Linked DNA regions of Homo sapiens: region 1 is linked to region 2. Evidence: read pairs that join two places in POLR2A ChIA-PET (ENCODE). Cell type or tissue: Caco-2. All regions are shown on one strand. Each heading gives the region's core, and the rest is flanking DNA. Links, peaks and the distances in the headings are about the cores only.

Region 1 (8,333 bases), core at 63-8,062, 170 kb before region 2:
ACCCTAGAGGGGATATTTCCTAAAGACAGTTCCTTGCCAGTGGCAGCAATTTAATGGAGCCTGGCAGGCTGCTCTCTCCTCCTTGGTCAATAATCACCTCTGGGGAAACATGTCCCAGGAGCTGAATGGCCACGCTGACTCACTCCCAGGGCCCTTGACTCCCATGGCCAAGGTAGGCCTCTGTCTCCATGAGGACTGTGCCCTCAAGTCCATCGCCCGAGGCTGTGTCTCTGGCCCAGTGCTGTGCTGCGGGAGCCAGGCACTGCAGTTAAGCAGGCTGCAGAGAACGGGCTGGTTCAAAAGCTGCCTCCTCTCAAGCATGCACAGAGTGCCAGCAAAGGCTAGTGGGGACAGAAGCAAATTCATGAGTAAGAGGCTAAGCCCAAAGCTTTGTTTCTGGGGATATAATCTGACCTGTGGGCTCAGAGGGTCCCAAGGGCCACATTCTCACTGAGTGTGCCCATTGTATCCCAGTGGGCACATGAACACTGTCTCCCAGCTCCCGGCTGGCCCAGAGGCCCAAACACAGCTCCTTTCTCCCCAGAGCCCTCAGCATTTTTCTCAGTCCAGGCTCCAAAGTAGAGAGCCCAGATTACAAAATCCCAGGCTGGGAGCTCCTTCCAAGTCCTATAAAACTGAAATCAAATGAGGAATTGTTGCCATGTGCCTGTGAGGGCGGGGGTATACAATAATGGCACACCTACCCCAGGTGTGCCGCAGGTGTGGGGACAGCCATGGGCAAAGGGTGGCACAGAAGACCCGAGCAAGGTCTCAGATCCAGGAGCTGAGGGAAGTGGCCGAGCACAAGCTCTTAGCTGAAGGAGCCCCGAGTGAATCAGCCCATGATTCCACAATGAGAGGTTGTTTCTAAGTTGTCTAGGGAGTTTTCAAGGTGACTTCTTGCAGAAAAAGAAGTTACATGGAGACAGTCTGCAGCCGGCCTTCCAGCACCTCCCAGCTCCGCCACTTAACTCCTTCTGCAGCCTTGAAAAGCTTTTCAATCACACTAAGCCTCGGTCTGTCTGTATCTTTTTAAAAAGGGAAGATAATCATGACAATAATACTTATCTTAGTTGTTAAGAGAATTCAATTTGATAATGTAAATAAAACACTTAGCTCACAGGGTAAGTGCCCAGTTAACTTTCAGCTATTTATTTTTATTATCATTGTGTTATATTTTAGCAAACTATCTGTACACTCAAAAATGCCAGAGCCAGATTATCTGATGAGGACAAAAGAACATCCTATTCTGAGCAGCCTGAGGGGAAGTGGCAGTCTAAAGTCAGCAAAACGTTTGCAAAGGTTTGGGTGGAAGAAGGAGATGTTTGTTTTCACATAGAAATAGTTCTATTGCCAGCAGAGGAGAGAAACGTTTCTTGCAGAAAAGCGATCAGGGTGTAAATTCTTTGAATTGATGGTTTCTATATACATGATCAAGATGTAAACTCTACCTGGCTTAGCTTCCTCCCTTGCAGATTTATCCTTTTAAATTAATAAGTAATACCCTTCCTTTTTCCCTAAGAGCCTCAAGTTGGTCAACTTTTAGACTTAATCTCAGAAAACCCAGGGCCAAGAGGATCCATGAGGCAATTGGCTATTTCAAATATCTCCCTGTGCAGTTCTCAAAACTCATGGTTGTTCTGGCCCAAAAGGTACAGATACAAACAGTGAAATCTGCTCCTATCCCACTCCGAAGCATCCTAGGAAGGCTGAAGTGTCAACAGATGGCTCCTCCTTAAGGGACAAAAAGTGTTTACTCATCAACCTAAGTGAGGTTACCTTCTGCTTATATTGCAACTGTACTGTAGAATGTAACCAGGGGGAGCGGGGCCAGGTGCGGTGGCTCATGCCTGTAATTCCAGCACTTTGGGAGGCCGAGGCAGGCAGATCACTGGAGATCAGGAGTTCGAGACCAGCCTGGCCAACATGGTGAAACCCCGTCTCTACTAAAAATACAAAAATTAGTAGGCGTGGTGGCAGATGCCTGTAATCCCAGCTACTCGGGAGGCCGAAGCAGGATAATTGCTTGAAGCCACGAGTTGGAGGTTCCAGTGAGCCAAGATCACACCCCTGCACTCTAGCCTGGGCAATAAAGTGAGATTCCGTCTCCAAAAAAAAGAATGTAACTAGGGGTCTCAAAGGTCCTTTAAGGCAGTGTGTTCCTAGATAAGTAAGTTTCATCTCTGCCTCATACACTTTAATATTTTTGGCAAGAAGCCCTTTACATAAACAGCCTAGTGGTATATTTCAGGCCAACCCCCATCCAGATAAAGACAGATCTGAATTATTTTAATCCTGCTAATCTTCAACATTAGCCCAAATTCTGAACACCTGGAAGGATGTGGCAGGCTACCACTCCCAACAAGGCAGGTGAGCAACCGATGAGCAGAGAAACCTCAGCTCCTGGGGGTAAAGCAAGTCAGGGAGCAAAGGGGAAGAAAGCAAAGAGAGAAATGGGGCCGACAGATGAACAACACATATAGACAACTATCACCCGCAGGTGCCATGTCCAACGCAAAAAATACCACCTTCCACTTTCATGATGGCTTCTCAGTCACCATCAAAGGTCTATGCATTATCTCACTTGGGCCTCAAAGCCACCCTGTGTGCAAATCTTTTATAGGAGAGGTACAGAGAGCAGAAGTTATTTGTTCAAAGCTAGTTAATAACAGCACAGGACATTGGAATCCCAATATCCAAGCAATCATAAAATTTCAGAACTGATGGACTGGAAAAAGCCTTAGAGGTCACCAATCTAACCCAAACACTTCAAAAATGAGGAAACTGAGGCCCAGAGACAGAGTAGTAGTTGGCTCCCAGTACCTTGTCCCGGCAGATGGAAAGCTCTCAGACCTCAAGGAAGGAGGAAGAGACAGGAAGCGACTGAGTCTCTTTGAGCCTTGTAATTTTCTGGAAAATAGAACTCTTTGGGGTCATGTAAATATGCCCACCAGGGAAGCAGCTGGAAGAGAGTCTTCTGCTCCCGTTTCAATGAGAGGCCTTTTCTGGAGTAGCATTGGCGCCTCCACCTGCTGCGGGCTGCCCTGCTTCCCCTGGGATGTTCTCTGGTGGTTTCTATGGCAGGGGTGAGGCCTCACCTCCCAGACTCGCTTCTTTGTTGCTTCTTCTTTCACTCTCCTACCAATCACCCTTGCTTTCCTAGGAAACCAGAGAGGAAACCAGTCTCTCTGCAGGTGCCCACTTTCTTCTCTTTTCTCCAGAAATGTGAGGCTGCTGTTCTCTCCAATTTGATACACTGATGAATGAATGCAGCTTGTGTTCTGTGAGGTGTGAATAGAAATAATGAGGGATAAAGGTGTCCTCTGGCCAAATAACTTTGGAAATATTGGGTTAAACAAAGTTAAAAGATTTCTTTACTGCAGAACTTCTCCTAGCTTTACATCAATTAATGATTTATCCCTAAGAGGAAGATACCATTTGCAGCAATTCCTAAACTTATTAAACTAGGGGACTGATACAGTTTGGATGCATGTCCCCATCCAAATCTCATGTTGAAATGTAATCCCCAGCGTGGGAGGTGGGGCCTGTTGGGAGGTGACTGGACCATCGGGCTGGGTTTCTCATGAATGTTTAGCACCATCTCCTTGGTTTTCACGACAGCGGGTGAGTTCTTGTGAGATCTGGTCGTTTAAAAGTGTGTGGCACCTCCCCTCCCTCTCTCCTGTTCCTGCTCCTGCTCCTGCTCTGGCCATGTGATTTGCCTGCTTCCCCTTCCCCTTCCGCCATGATTGTAAGTTTCCTGAGGCCTTTCCAGAAGCGGAGTAGATGCCAGCATCATGCTTCCTGTACAGCCTGCAGAACTGTGAGCCAATTAAACCCCTTTTCTTTATAAATTACCCAGTCTCCAGTATTTCTTTATAGCAACGCAAGAATGGACAAATGCAGGGACCCTCCCCTAACTTTTACACAGGGAGCATTGGACAGGACAAGTGTTCTCTGAAATGTGCTTGGGGTCAAGGGAAAAAGCAGTATAATGAATTACAAGGCCTTGCTGTATTTTTTCACTTTGTCCCATCCTACTTTTTTGCAGTCTAGATATCAGGCTCTCAGTTCACTATGCTTGAAATAATTTCCTTCCGATGACAACCCCTCCTCTCTTTTTGTAATGCTTTGTCAAGCTATGTATTTGCTAAGAAATCCATCCTGAATTGCCTCAGAACTTCAAGGACAACTGGGATCCCATGGAAGGCACAGTGCCTTCTCACCCTGTGGCTTCATTTCTCCCCATCTGTCTCTTTGTGCTTCTTTTGCAAAATAGAAATCATGAACCATATGCAATGGGACAGGCTTGATTCAGCATGCCTGGTAGCAGCTACAAAACATGTAATGAAAGGACTGCTGTCATGTATATGAACATTTCCTAGTGGAAAAAGGTTAAACTACAAGTAAAAAGAATGTGAGTATTTTTCTAACTCTCTTTTGGCAGTGAGAGTATGAGACTGTTTTTTCTTTTTAACCTGCCCATTACTCCAAATCGGATAGCAGGGTTTTTGGATTAAGCTAATGCACAGTGAAATTTAAACATCTTGCTGTTGGTCCTACTGATGGCTTCATGTCAGAGCAGTATTTTCAGCTGCTCTGTTTTCCTTTTGGCTGCATTCCCTGTAGGATGTCTGAGCAGTTGTGGTTTTCCATGGGTGCCATGGGCTCTGGCTGGAAGACTGATCACCTGAGATGGCCACTTATGTCCCCACCCCCAAGAACATCTCTCTCCATCAGAATCTGAGGGAGAAGATTGTTTATTGGGTATGGATGAGAGTCATCTGGAGGGCTTATGAAAACATTGCTGGGCCTCACCCACAGAGCTTCTGCATTCATTGAGTCTGGAGTCATCTGGAGCATTTGCATTTCTAACAGGTTCTCTGGCAATGCTCTTGCCGCTGGGTCCAGGGACCACACTTCATGAGCCACTGTGTCAAAGGAGCATCCCACCCTCTTTCTGGCATTTATCATGAAATACTCAAGAAACAAGTAGTTTTCTACGTGAGAGTTTGGGAACAAGGGGCCTTGTGACCCTATTTGTTTCCAAAGCTTTTATATTCCCAATGTTTTAATGACATGGTATTTTAATGCATGAATCTAGTGACTGCAGTATTAAATCTTCTGGGTGATTTCACACATGGACAAGAGTTTGACTGCAGTGAGAAGTGGTTAAGGGGGAGAGAAGGAAGGGATGGTGTAATTCTTTTGGTCTGTCTAGCATGAGCTGTCCTTTCCTCAGTTTGGAATAGGTTATCGCACACATCTTCTCCTCATCTTTAGTCAGGTTTGGCTGAGAAGCAACAGGAGTAGAAGGGAAAACATGGTTTTGGAGACAAAAAGACCTCAGTGTAAATACCATCTCCACTACTAGCTGTGTGACTTCAGCAAAGTCACTTAACCTCTCTGAGCCTATCTATGAAACAGGATTCATGGTACCACCTTGAAGATTATTAAGAAGACAAAATGAAACAAGATATATAAAGCATCTAAAACAGTGTAGATATAGGATATGTGCTTAGCACATGCTGATTTTATCCTTTTCCCCTACCTTTTGCAGAGGATCTAGGCCAGGGGTGTCCAATCTTTTGGCTTCCCTGGGCCACACTGGAAGAAGAACTGTCTTGGGGTACATATAAAATACACTAACACTAACAATAGCTGATGAGCTTAAAAAAAATCTCATAATGTTTTAAGAAGGTTTACGAATTTGTGTTGGGCCTCATTCAAAGCGATCCTGGGCAGCATGTGGCCTGCGGGCCATGGGATGGGCAAGCTTAATCTAGGCCATAGCCTGAAAGCACTGCTATTCTTATTGACTGTAGACATTGTCTCCCACTTTATGCCAAGTCTAGGGAGGATTGCCTGTTGGGGAATGAAGAATTTTTCCTTTAAGAGTATTTACCTCATCTGCCAGAATTTAAGAGGAGATGCAGGAAAGGAAGCTAATCCTTCAATTTCAAATCCTCCTAAATATGGGAGTCTTTGTCAACTGCATTTTTTATGAGTTGATGGTGTGATATGGCTGCCAACATGGCATTAGTTAGGAGTGGTGTGTTTAGAACAAGAGATGGCCTTGTTCTTCCCCAGCCTGCTCATGACCACATCTGAAATCTTGTGTCCAATGTGAGGAAGGATGCTATAAGGAAGGCCCTATAAGAAGGGCCTTGGCAAATTAGACTCAGAAGAAGGAGGCCAGATGGAAAGATATATAAATCCCTATGGTATGGGAATGAGTGCTAGAACTAAGGATTTCTGCCAGGGGAAATAAATTGTTGGCTGAAAGAGAAGATTTCACAAGGATATAATGGTGCTCATCTTCAAGTCTTTCTGTGGATTCTATAATTCCCATAGCTAGAACTGAAGTCATCTCTTGGAAGTTATAGGAAGACAGCTCTCAAGTCAAGGTAAAGAGGACTTTCCAAAAAAATTGTCCCAAAATTCACTATGGATTTTTTCATTGTGAGAATAAGCTTCCTGTCTCTGAGAGCAATTAAGCAGAAGGTGGAAGACTACTTGGGTAGAGACTGTAAGTGGAGCGTGAGCCCTGGATTGGAGTGGGGTAGGTAGAGGAAGAAGATAAACCAGATGTCTCTGAGGTCCTCTTTAATCCAGAAGGTCCATAATTCCACAACCCTGCTGTAAGGTGAACTTTTGCTCCTGAAGAGTAGGGAGGAGATTTATAAACTAGTACCTAATTGTCAGTGTTAAGACCACCAATCCAATTATATGGTGAAGAATATTTTTTGTATTTTCCAAAAAGTTTGAACAGCATCCCCCACAAAGGACATATAAAGACATTTGGAACACCCGAGTGTTAGGGCTCCGGGGACCCAAGAAACTTCACTGTCTTCACTCCTGTTCCTCTGTCTGGTGCCTAGAATGGTCCAGGTTTTGTAAACAGCAAATATGATACCTCTTGTTCCTTTAATTTTATTTCTATCTTGGGGGTTAAGTATCAAATATATTTTTATGTTTAAAAAGTACATAATAAGAAAGTCCCTCATAAATAGGAGCATTTACTCAGATGAGAACTGTGAGAACGCTGGCTGGTGGGGAAGACAAAAGTGGCCTGCAGGAGTGGAGCCTTTCCTTGTTCTCCTGTCTGACTTCACTTTTAATAAAACTTTTCTGTCTTCACACCTCCCACCTGAGTTCCTATTATTCTTCCCTATTTTGACATGAAAAAAAATTCTGATCCCTTCAATTTTGCAGAAGAGTTTAGTTGACTGACCTGCCGGGTCACCTCCCAGCATGTTACGTGCACTCACAGAGCAGTGGCAAAAGCCCTAAACGTGTGTCTTAATGGCTCTGCCTGAAAGTTTCCTGAGTAAATGTCTGTTGTGGGCCTACTGTGTGCCTAGCCACCTGATTGGACATTAGCTCTTGTTTCATAAAATCCTAAAAAGTGGTGTTTTCCTCCTCAGAGATCAATTGAACCCCCTTCCCAATGTAGGAACACTCCCTCCCATCCCCATGGCACAGCTGATGGATATCCACTTGGTCTCTGATTGCCCACTTTCCAGGATGGGAAGTTAAGTCCTCTTTGAGTCAGACATTCTGTCTGTGAGCTACTCTACTTGTCAAAAGTTCTTCCCTATTTCGAGTCAGAATCCTACTCTTTATATACTGTACTCAGTGATCCTGGGTCAGCTCTGTGGGACTACACTTAAAAGACTTATTATCATTCACAGACAAAGGTTTGGATCTGGCTCTCAGGTATCCCTTTGGTCATCTTTTTATTATTATTATTATTATTATTATTATTTGAGAGTCTTGCTCTGTCACCCAGGCTGGAGTGCAGTGGCGCCAACTCGGCTCACTGCAATCTCCACCTCCCGGGTTCAAGCGATTCTCCTGCCTGAGCCTCCCAAGTAGCTGGGACTACAGGCATGTACCACCACACCTGGCTAATTTTTTGTGTGTTTTTAGTGGAGATGGGGTTTCACCATGTTAGCCAGGCTGGTCTTGATCTCCTGACCTCAGGTGATTCACCCACCTCGGCCTCCCAAAGTGCTGGGATTACAGGCGTGCGCTACTGCACCCGGCCTAGTCATCTTTTTATCCATCCTTTGGTTGTTATCTCTGGCTCCATTGGATATTCCTCACATGACATCATTTCCCAACTTTACTCACCTGAGTCACCCTCCTGAATATGCCCTAGTCTGGCAACATCACTTTAAAAGATGGCAATGTCTCTTAGAGGGGCAGTGTGGAATCATGGTTAGGATCAAGAACTCTGGAGCCAGGGTACTTGGGTTTGAATACTGACTCTGCCACTTGCACACTGTGAGACCCTGGGCAAGCTACACAGCTTCTCTGTGGTTCAGTTT
Region 2 (8,333 bases), core at 24-8,023:
TTCTTTTTCTTTTTAGCCTCAAGGTTCACTCTGTCGCCCAGCCTAGAGTGCAGTGCGCAATCATAGCTCACTGCAGCCCTGACCTCTCAAACTCCTAGGCTCAAGCGATCCTCTTGCCTCAGCCTTTTAAGTAGCTGGGGATATAGGTGCCTGCCACCACACCTCGCTAATTTTTTATTCTGTGTAGAGACTAGGTCTTATTATGTTGCCCAGGCTGGTCTGGAACTCCTGGACTCAAGCAATCCTCCTGCCTCAGCCTCCCAAAGTGCTGGGATTACAGGCATGAGCCACCATGTCCAGCCTCTACAGCCACATTTATACCATAAGTCACTACCATATTTTTTAATGGCTACATTCTTTTAAATGGGCCATAACCAATCACCTACTAATAGATATTTAGGTTATTTCCAATAGTTCACTATTACAAAGCAATGCTGCAGTGAAAATCTCTTTACGTAGATCCTCAAGCAATTATCTCTATAGGATAATTTTCTACAAGTAGAATTCTACTGTCAAGAGCAATGGCTGACTGAAGGCTTTTTATGCCACTTCAGAATCTGGGAAAATAGCTGACTTTTGCCAGAGATGAAATTAAAATGTCCCTTAAGTAAAATTTACACAGCCACCACTACCCCCCCATGATTGTTTGGATGTTGTGTTTGTTGTGTTGCTTGCTACATCCAGCCTGTGAAAGAACAAGTCTAGGCCAGTTTGGAAAAAATATGCAATCACAGGATCTTTTCCAGTCAAAGCTTTCAGGTCTCAAAAAGCAGGCTAACTCGGGAGACAGGATGAGGCAAAAGAAGGAGCAGGTCAGAAGAGCAGCTGGGGCCCGGAACCAGGCTGGGCATGAATACCAATTGTACCACTCACTAGCCATGCAAATTGGGCAGATTATTTAACCACTCTAAGCCTTTTCCTAACCTATAAAATAAGGATAGCAATAGCATCTTATCTCATAAGGCTATTGTGAAGACTAAATAAAAACGTGGGCATTTAGTGCTATACATTTCCCTCTTAACACTGCCTTAGCTGTATCCCAGAGATTCTGGTATGCTGTATCTTTGTTCTCATTAGTTTCAAATAACTTATTGATTTCTCCCTTAATTTATTTGCCCAAAAGTCATTCACGAGGAGGCTGTTTAATTTCCATGTAAATGTATGGTTTTGAGCAATTTTCTTTGTACTCAATTCTATTTTTATTGCTTTGTTGTCCAAGGGTGTGATTGGTATAATTTTATTTTTGTTTTTTGCATTGGCTATGAATTGCTTTATGTCCAATTCTTTGGTTGATTTTAGTGAATGTGCCATGTGGCAATGAGAAGAATGTATATTCTGTTGTTTTGGGGTGGAGAGTTCTATAGATGTCTACTAGGTCCATTCAGTCAAGTGTTGAGTTCAGGTCCTGAGTATCTTTGCTTTGATGATTCGTCTTGCCTTGATGATCTGTCTAATACTGTCAGTGGGGTGTTGAAGTCTCCCTCTGTTATTGTGTGGGAGTCTAAGTCTCTTCATGGGTCTCTCAGAACTTGCTTTATGCATTCACCCCCTCTGGAGGATGCAGCAACAAGGCATTATCTGCAGAGAGCAGCCCTCATCAGATACTGAATCTGCCAGCACCTTGATCTTAGACTTTCCAGCCTCCAGAATTATAAAAAATAAATTTCAATTATTTATTTTTTAAAAAGAACTTGCTTTATGAATCTGGGTACTCCTGCGGTTGGTGCATCTATATTTAGGACAGTTAGGCCTTTTTGTTGATTTGAACCCTTCACCATGATGTAATGCCCTTCTTTGTCTTTTTTCATCTTTGTTGGCTTATAGTCTGCTTCGTCTAAAATTAGGATTGCAACCCCTGCTTTTTTCTGATTTCCATTTGCTTGGTAGATTTTTCTCCATCCCTTTATTTTAAGCCTATGGGTGTCATTGCATGTTAAATGGGTCTCTTGAAGACAGCATGCTGTTCGGCCTTGCTTCTTTATCCAGCTTGCCACTCTGTGCCTTTTATTTGGGGCATTTAGCCCATTTACATTCAAGGTAAAGGGAACACTTATACACTGCTGGTGGGAGGGTAAATTAGTTAAACCATTGTGGAAAATAGTGTGGCAATTTTTCAAAGAACTAAAAACAGAACTACCATTCAACTCAGCAATCTCATTACTGGGTATATACCCAAAGGAATATAAGTCATTCTACCATAAAGACACATGCACACGTGTGTTCATTGCAGCACTATTCACAATAGCAAAGACATAGAATCAACCTAAATGCCCATCAACAGTAGGCTGGATAAAGAAAATGTGGTACATATACATCATGGAATCTATACAGCCGTAAAAAAGAATGAGATCATGTTCTCTGCAGGAACACAGATGGAGCTGGAGGCCAATATTCTTAGCAAACTAATGCAGGAACAGAAAACCAAATACTGCATGTTCCCACTGATAAGTGGGAGTTAAATAATGAGAACTAATGGGCACGAAGAAGGGAACAACAGACACTGGGGCCTACTTGAGGGAGGAGGGTGGAAGAAGGGAGAGAATCAGGAAAAATAACTATCAGAACTATCAGGTACTATGTTTAGTACCTGGGTGACAAAGTGGTCCGTGCACCAAACCCCCATAACACAAGTTTGTCTGTAACAACAAACCTGTACATGTACCCCTAAATCTAAAATAAAAGTTAAAAAGAAATGTAATTTAAATCACAGCATCCATCACACAGCATGTGCTCAACAACTCTCAGGTATCATTAACATAACACAAAAAGATCTTCCTGTTTCCAAAATTGTATTAAATTAGAGTAGATTCTGAGGGGATATGGGGAAAAGAATGGAGGGTGTCAGGTTCCTGGAAGAGATTTTTCCATTCTCTGCAAAGTCACATTGCTAGGAACAGAGGGAATGGGAAGGAGTGGGAGGAGGGGCAGCCAGGGCAAGAAACTGTTTTCTCAAAGGGAAAAACTCACAGTAGGAGGTGGAAGGATTTTGGGTTCCTGAGAAGAGGTGAGGAGGAAGAGTTGATAGAGACTACGTGGTTTAGAATCCAGGTTACAAATGTGTTCATAGGAACTCTTCTTCTCTTTGGATGTGCACAATAGACACATGCCCAGACCCTGATCTTTAACAGATATTGGTCAATTCCTCCTCACCCTTTGGCATCAGGCAAATGTGTAAAAACCTAACGTCTCCCTTTGACTTCAAGGCCTCATGTACGGTTGCACAAGACATCTGTAGAGTGGCGTCCCTAGCATTGTGTAGTGCCCAACCTGAACAGGTGTACCTGGCAGCCCTGCATGGCCTCCACCCTCACGTGCTTCCATATTGCATTGTGTACCATCTGGCCATCTGTGGTCTTGTACAGACCATCAGGTCCCTGAGAACAGGAACATGAATTATATAGTTTTTTTTATTTATTTATTTTTATTTTTTTTGCCTCCCATGGTGCCTGGTACTCAGTTAGTGATCAATAATTCTCCCCTAGCAACTCTGTTCCCTTCTGATTAGCCCCAGGGAGAGGAAGCAGCCTCCTCTGAGACTCAACCCTACCCTGTGGGAACGCTCAGTCCAGGCATCACATCCAGTGCCCAGTCCTCTGCCTGCCCTCCCTTTGATACCAGCCCAACTCAAGCACCAGGAAATCATTAGCAGAGACTCTCAAAGGAAAAGAGGCTTCAAGTTCATGTCACCCAGGGCCACAGTATACGGCCCCGCAGGCTGCCCACCGCGCAAGCCCAGGGAGCAGCCTTTTCATGGATATGATGCAATATGTATGGATCCTGCCATCCAACCCTTATCCAAGCAGGATTCCAGAGGCCTCAAGGCCATTCTTGGAGAGCTCTCATTTTCAGGTGGTTCCTTGCACCAAGCCAAAATCTGTCCCCACCTCCACCCAACAGTGGTTCACACCCTGGTCCCTATTCTGCCCTCTGGAGTCCTACATACAAAGCCTAATCACCTGTTTCAGACCCCACCCAGGCCTCCTAGGTTCCAACCAAGCCAAGAAGCAATTGTGTTTCTGAAGGAGACCCCTCCTCCCTTGTCCCACCTCTGCAGTGGGGATAGATGGAAAGAGCAAGGCCTAGGATAACCTCACACACTAGGTGGCCCCGCCCCTGGCATGCCCACCTCTCTCTGCTTCTGCTCCACGCCCCAAGCCTGGCTCCCAGCCTGAAACACACAGGCCCAGTGCAAAAGTAAAGCAATCAGGAAGTCAGGAAGAAAAGACTGCATTCCTGCTTCCTTCTCAGCAAGTTTTGCAAGCAATGGGCCTCCTCGGGCACAAAGCAATCTCCACAGCCAGGGTTCTCTCAGGTTGCTTTTCGGGGAAAGAGCCTCCAAGCTTCCTGAGAGCCCACCCACCATCCCAGCTGGTTATTCCCTCTGATGGTAAGCATTCCAGGTAGTGTGGAGCAGCCACCACCAGTATTCCTCCCTGGGACTCATACAGTCCCAGTTTGGGGATAAAACAAACATTTCCCCAGAACAGGCAGGGAGGATACTGGCATCCTCTCAGCTCCCAGGAAAAGGGTCATGGACACATCCCCTCCTGGAGGCCAGTGACATTGCCTGTCCCACACCCCCTTGGACTATGCTACCTGTATCTAGGAACCAAAGGCAACACCCAGCTCCTTTCACTCTCATGGGTTCTGGGGACAAATGATAACCCACTGGACATGGGGAGGGCACCTTCCCCCAACCAAGAAACTAAGGAATCAAGAGCGGAGCTGGGAAAAGGAGCTGCAGGGAAGGAGATGGGCTGGACCTAGATTCAGGTGGGCCCTGGGCAGGTCCCCAGTAACTGAATGAATGCCCATGAGGCACACTCAGTGGAGGGCAAAGGGGAGAAATAAGCCCAGAAGCAGCAAAGTGACAAGGGAGGAGTACAAGTAGCACCCAGGAATCCAGCAGAGGTCAGGGAGCTTGGGAGAGCTAGGGCAGGCAGATAAGGTTCTGGGCTGTTCCTCTTTGGGGCGACAGCCAGAGAAATAGCTCAGATAGTTGCATAACCCTTCTATTTGCCCAGAGCTTTTGTCCAGAAACTCTCTGTCCTGAGAGGTGATTAAAGAAGGCATCCAGCAAGAACTGCACAAGAAACGGAGTCAGCCGGAGAACAAGGAGTGGTCTTCCACTGCCTCACAGGAGGATGGAGGCCCACAACGCGTCTGCCCCATTCAACTTCACCCTGCCACCCAACTTTGGCAAGCGCCCCACAGACCTGGCACTGAGCGTCATCCTGGTGTTCATGTTGTTCTTCATCATGCTCTCGCTGGGCTGCACCATGGAGTTCAGCAAGATCAAGGCTCACTTATGGAAGCCTAAAGGGCTGGCCATCGCCCTGGTGGCACAGTATGGCATCATGCCCCTCACGGCCTTTGTGCTGGGCAAGGTCTTCCGGCTGAAGAACATTGAGGCACTGGCCATCTTGGTCTGTGGCTGCTCACCTGGAGGGAACCTGTCCAATGTCTTCAGTCTGGCCATGAAGGGGGACATGAACCTCAGGTAGGCCTGGGGGTGAGGAGGGAACAGCCTGGGACAGGAGCTACATTAGATATGTCACAATTGAGGGGAAGAGCTGGGCTAAAGCCAGGAAAAGGAGTGAATGCAGGCTGGGTGGAGGCTAGGGCAGGGGAAGTCTGGCATTTATTGCCAAGAGCTTATGCTGGGATGGGGGCAGGAGTTGGGGTACGTCTGGTTTAGGCACCAAGCCAAAGGGACCATACTGGTCCAGGAAGCTCGTGGTGATCTCCTTGCTTCCAGAGGTGTCTCAAGGATTGTCTTAAAGGAGCACTGATTAAAGCCAAAGGAACCTCTGGAGAACTGCATCCACCTACAACAGTGGACAAGTTGCCTGCTTTGAGCCCAGAGATTTAAAAGGTAGTGTGATTCGTTCCAAACATCATCAGGGAGATCAAGGTGACTTGGAACCAAATGAGCACCTCAAATTCCTGCAAAGCGGGCAAGAATTTCCAAAAGGTCCTCCCAATTACCTGGTCATCTAAGATGTTTTCTCTTTAAAGTCCCTCATTCCCCATCAGATGCAATGACATTTCCATGCAAAGGCACAACCAGGGAGATCCTAGAGTTTCCCAGCACCCACTCCAGATAGGCCAGCCCCATCTCAGCCACCCTGATAAGGGGAAGACAGCAGCACCCCCTAACCCCCTGCCCAAAGCATTATAAGCAGAAATCAGCAAGGGCTCGCTCCTGGAGACGCAGCACACAGGGGCTGGTTGATGCTCATCCTTCCAAACTGGGGAGACTCTAGTCTTGAACATCTGCCAGAGGAGCTACTTCAGACCTGCTCCAGCTCCAGCAGCCTGTGCTGAAGCTAAAGAAAACTCACTAGCAGAAGCTCTTGCTTTCAGTGAAACCTCAGTCTCAAGCCAGTCCCCCCTGGTTTAGTCCTCCGTGGAGACGCTATTCAATGCCAGGTATAGCAGCAGAACCCAGAAAGTCCATCTGCTTGTGTCTGTCAGCACCCTACTCCTAGCCAAACTTTCCTAGGAAAACTAACCCAGTCAAGAAGCCCCTCCTAGTGATGCAAAATGACACTGGGACAGATTTTTTAAATGAAAAAAGTGAGAATGGCTGGGCACGGTGGCTCACACCTATAATCCCAGCACTTTGGGAGGCCAAGGCAGGAAGATCACTTGAGACCAGGAGTTTAAGACCAACCTGGGCAACATAGCAAAACCCTGTGTCTACAAATATATACATATATATTTAATTAGCCAGGCATAGTGGCACATGCCTGTAGTCCCAGCTACTTGGGAGGCTGAGATGAGAGGATCTTTGAGCCTACGAGTTCAAGGCTACAGTGAGTCATGATCACACCACTGCACTCCAGCCTGGGCAACAGAGTGAGACCCTGTCTCTCTCTCAAAAAAAAAAAAAAAAAGGAAATAAAAAAGTGAGAGTGAATGAGAGTTGGGGTTTAACAGGATCTGCCATCTGAGAAGCTCTGGGCTCTTTTTCCATATGATTCAGCCCTCACTTTAGTAGTCAATGGGAAGAGAGGCACAAAGAGGGCATTTGGCTTGTGCCATCACCCACGGAAAGGTATTTCAATGTTCAACTACCTCACTGTGAGAAAATGCTTTCCTCTGTCTAATCCACATCCTCTCTGCTACAAAGCAAGCCCTTGGTCTTGGATCTGGCTTCTGGACAAGGCTCATGGCAGCCTGTGTGTCCCAAGAATCCTAGAGTATATCTGAATTTTGGTGTATGAGGGATGCAGAAGTCAGGGGCCTGCGAAGGGGTACTCTGAGGGCTTTGTGTTTCTGTGGAAGAAGCAGAGCAGGGGACGTGGAAGGCAACTGTGCTTTTAAGTGTGAGTGGCCAGATGTCCCAGCCCCATCGCCAGTGGCCACTATTGAGGCCTCTGCCACAATGCCTACATTGCTGTGGCTCTAGGCCCCACCCAGGCAGAGCCTCTGGTGACTCAAGAACATGACCCCTCATGCTCTCCTGCTCAACCTCCTTGTCCAGACCCCTGATGACTGTCATTTTTACCTAGACCCCCACAAGAGATAAGCTCTGCTGGGACAGCCACCTTCTGCCATAAAACTCCTTCCCAACAAACAACCCTCCCATGCACATTAAACCATGTCTCAGATCCCACTGTCGGAATGGGAATCTGGTCATCTACCTTCATGTGCTGCCAGACTTCAAATCCCATTCCAATTTGGGACAACTTGTTACATGCATTATAATAATGACAACGATTATAAGAAACAGCCAGGCACAGTGCTAAACACCTTACCTGGATAAGTATATGTGATCCTCCTACAGCACCCTGGGGGACAGCATGTAACAAGTAGCATTTAGAGGTAAGGAAACTGAATCTTAGAGAGGTCAATACATTGGCTCCAGGTCTGGGTGGCTCCGGAACCTGTGCTTTTACTGAAATATCTTCCAGGTCAGCATTTCCACAAACAAAATGGCCAGACAGCCTCAAAGGCATGGGCAGACACCCGTGTCTCAGCAGCAAGTATTGTGTGGGAGCCAGAGCTTCCCACTTTTCAAAAGAAGGTAAAATATCCATTTTATGTGAAATCAGCAACTCATTCCATTTTTTTAAATGTGCAAACCAAACAATACATGTCAAAGGGCCAGCTGTAGCCCAAAGGCCCCAGTTTGAGATAAGCACAATACTCTACATCCCATTTAGAACTGGAAGGAATTGTAAGACACAGATCCCATTTTACACATGAAGAGGCTGAGGTCAGAGACTTGCCAGAGGTTTCCCAGAGTTTGTGGGAAACTGTGTCTCCCTCCACTCACTCTGCCTCATAGGTGGAGTCAGTCTGGGGACAGCCTGCCATCCCAGGAG

The links. Peaks named below come from ENCODE experiments on the same cell type or tissue, not always from the same donor. Only the 100,000 strongest peaks of a DNase experiment are listed, where the experiment ranks them.
Region 1: POLR2A ChIA-PET joins it to region 2 with 5 read pairs; 2 of 35 experiments call an interaction of 5 or more read pairs at or near these places.

What each region holds. Positions count from the first base shown.
Region 1 is chr14:69,964,813-69,973,145 of GRCh38, reverse strand. All of the region lies in intron 3 of SMOC1 (SPARC related modular calcium binding 1), which reads right to left. Among named protein-coding and RNA genes, the nearest start is that of SNORD169, 9.2 kb to the left of the region's middle. In Caco-2, for the core only: no CTCF peak of the experiment used is centred there; no DNase peak of the experiment used is centred there.
Region 2 is chr14:69,793,967-69,802,299 of GRCh38, reverse strand. SLC10A1 (solute carrier family 10 member 1) reads left to right here and starts at 5,059. Exons shown (of 5, transcript NM_003049.4): 1 at 5,059-5,500. The coding sequence starts at 5,145. In Caco-2, for the core only: no CTCF peak of the experiment used is centred there; a DNase peak (open chromatin) is centred at 4,939.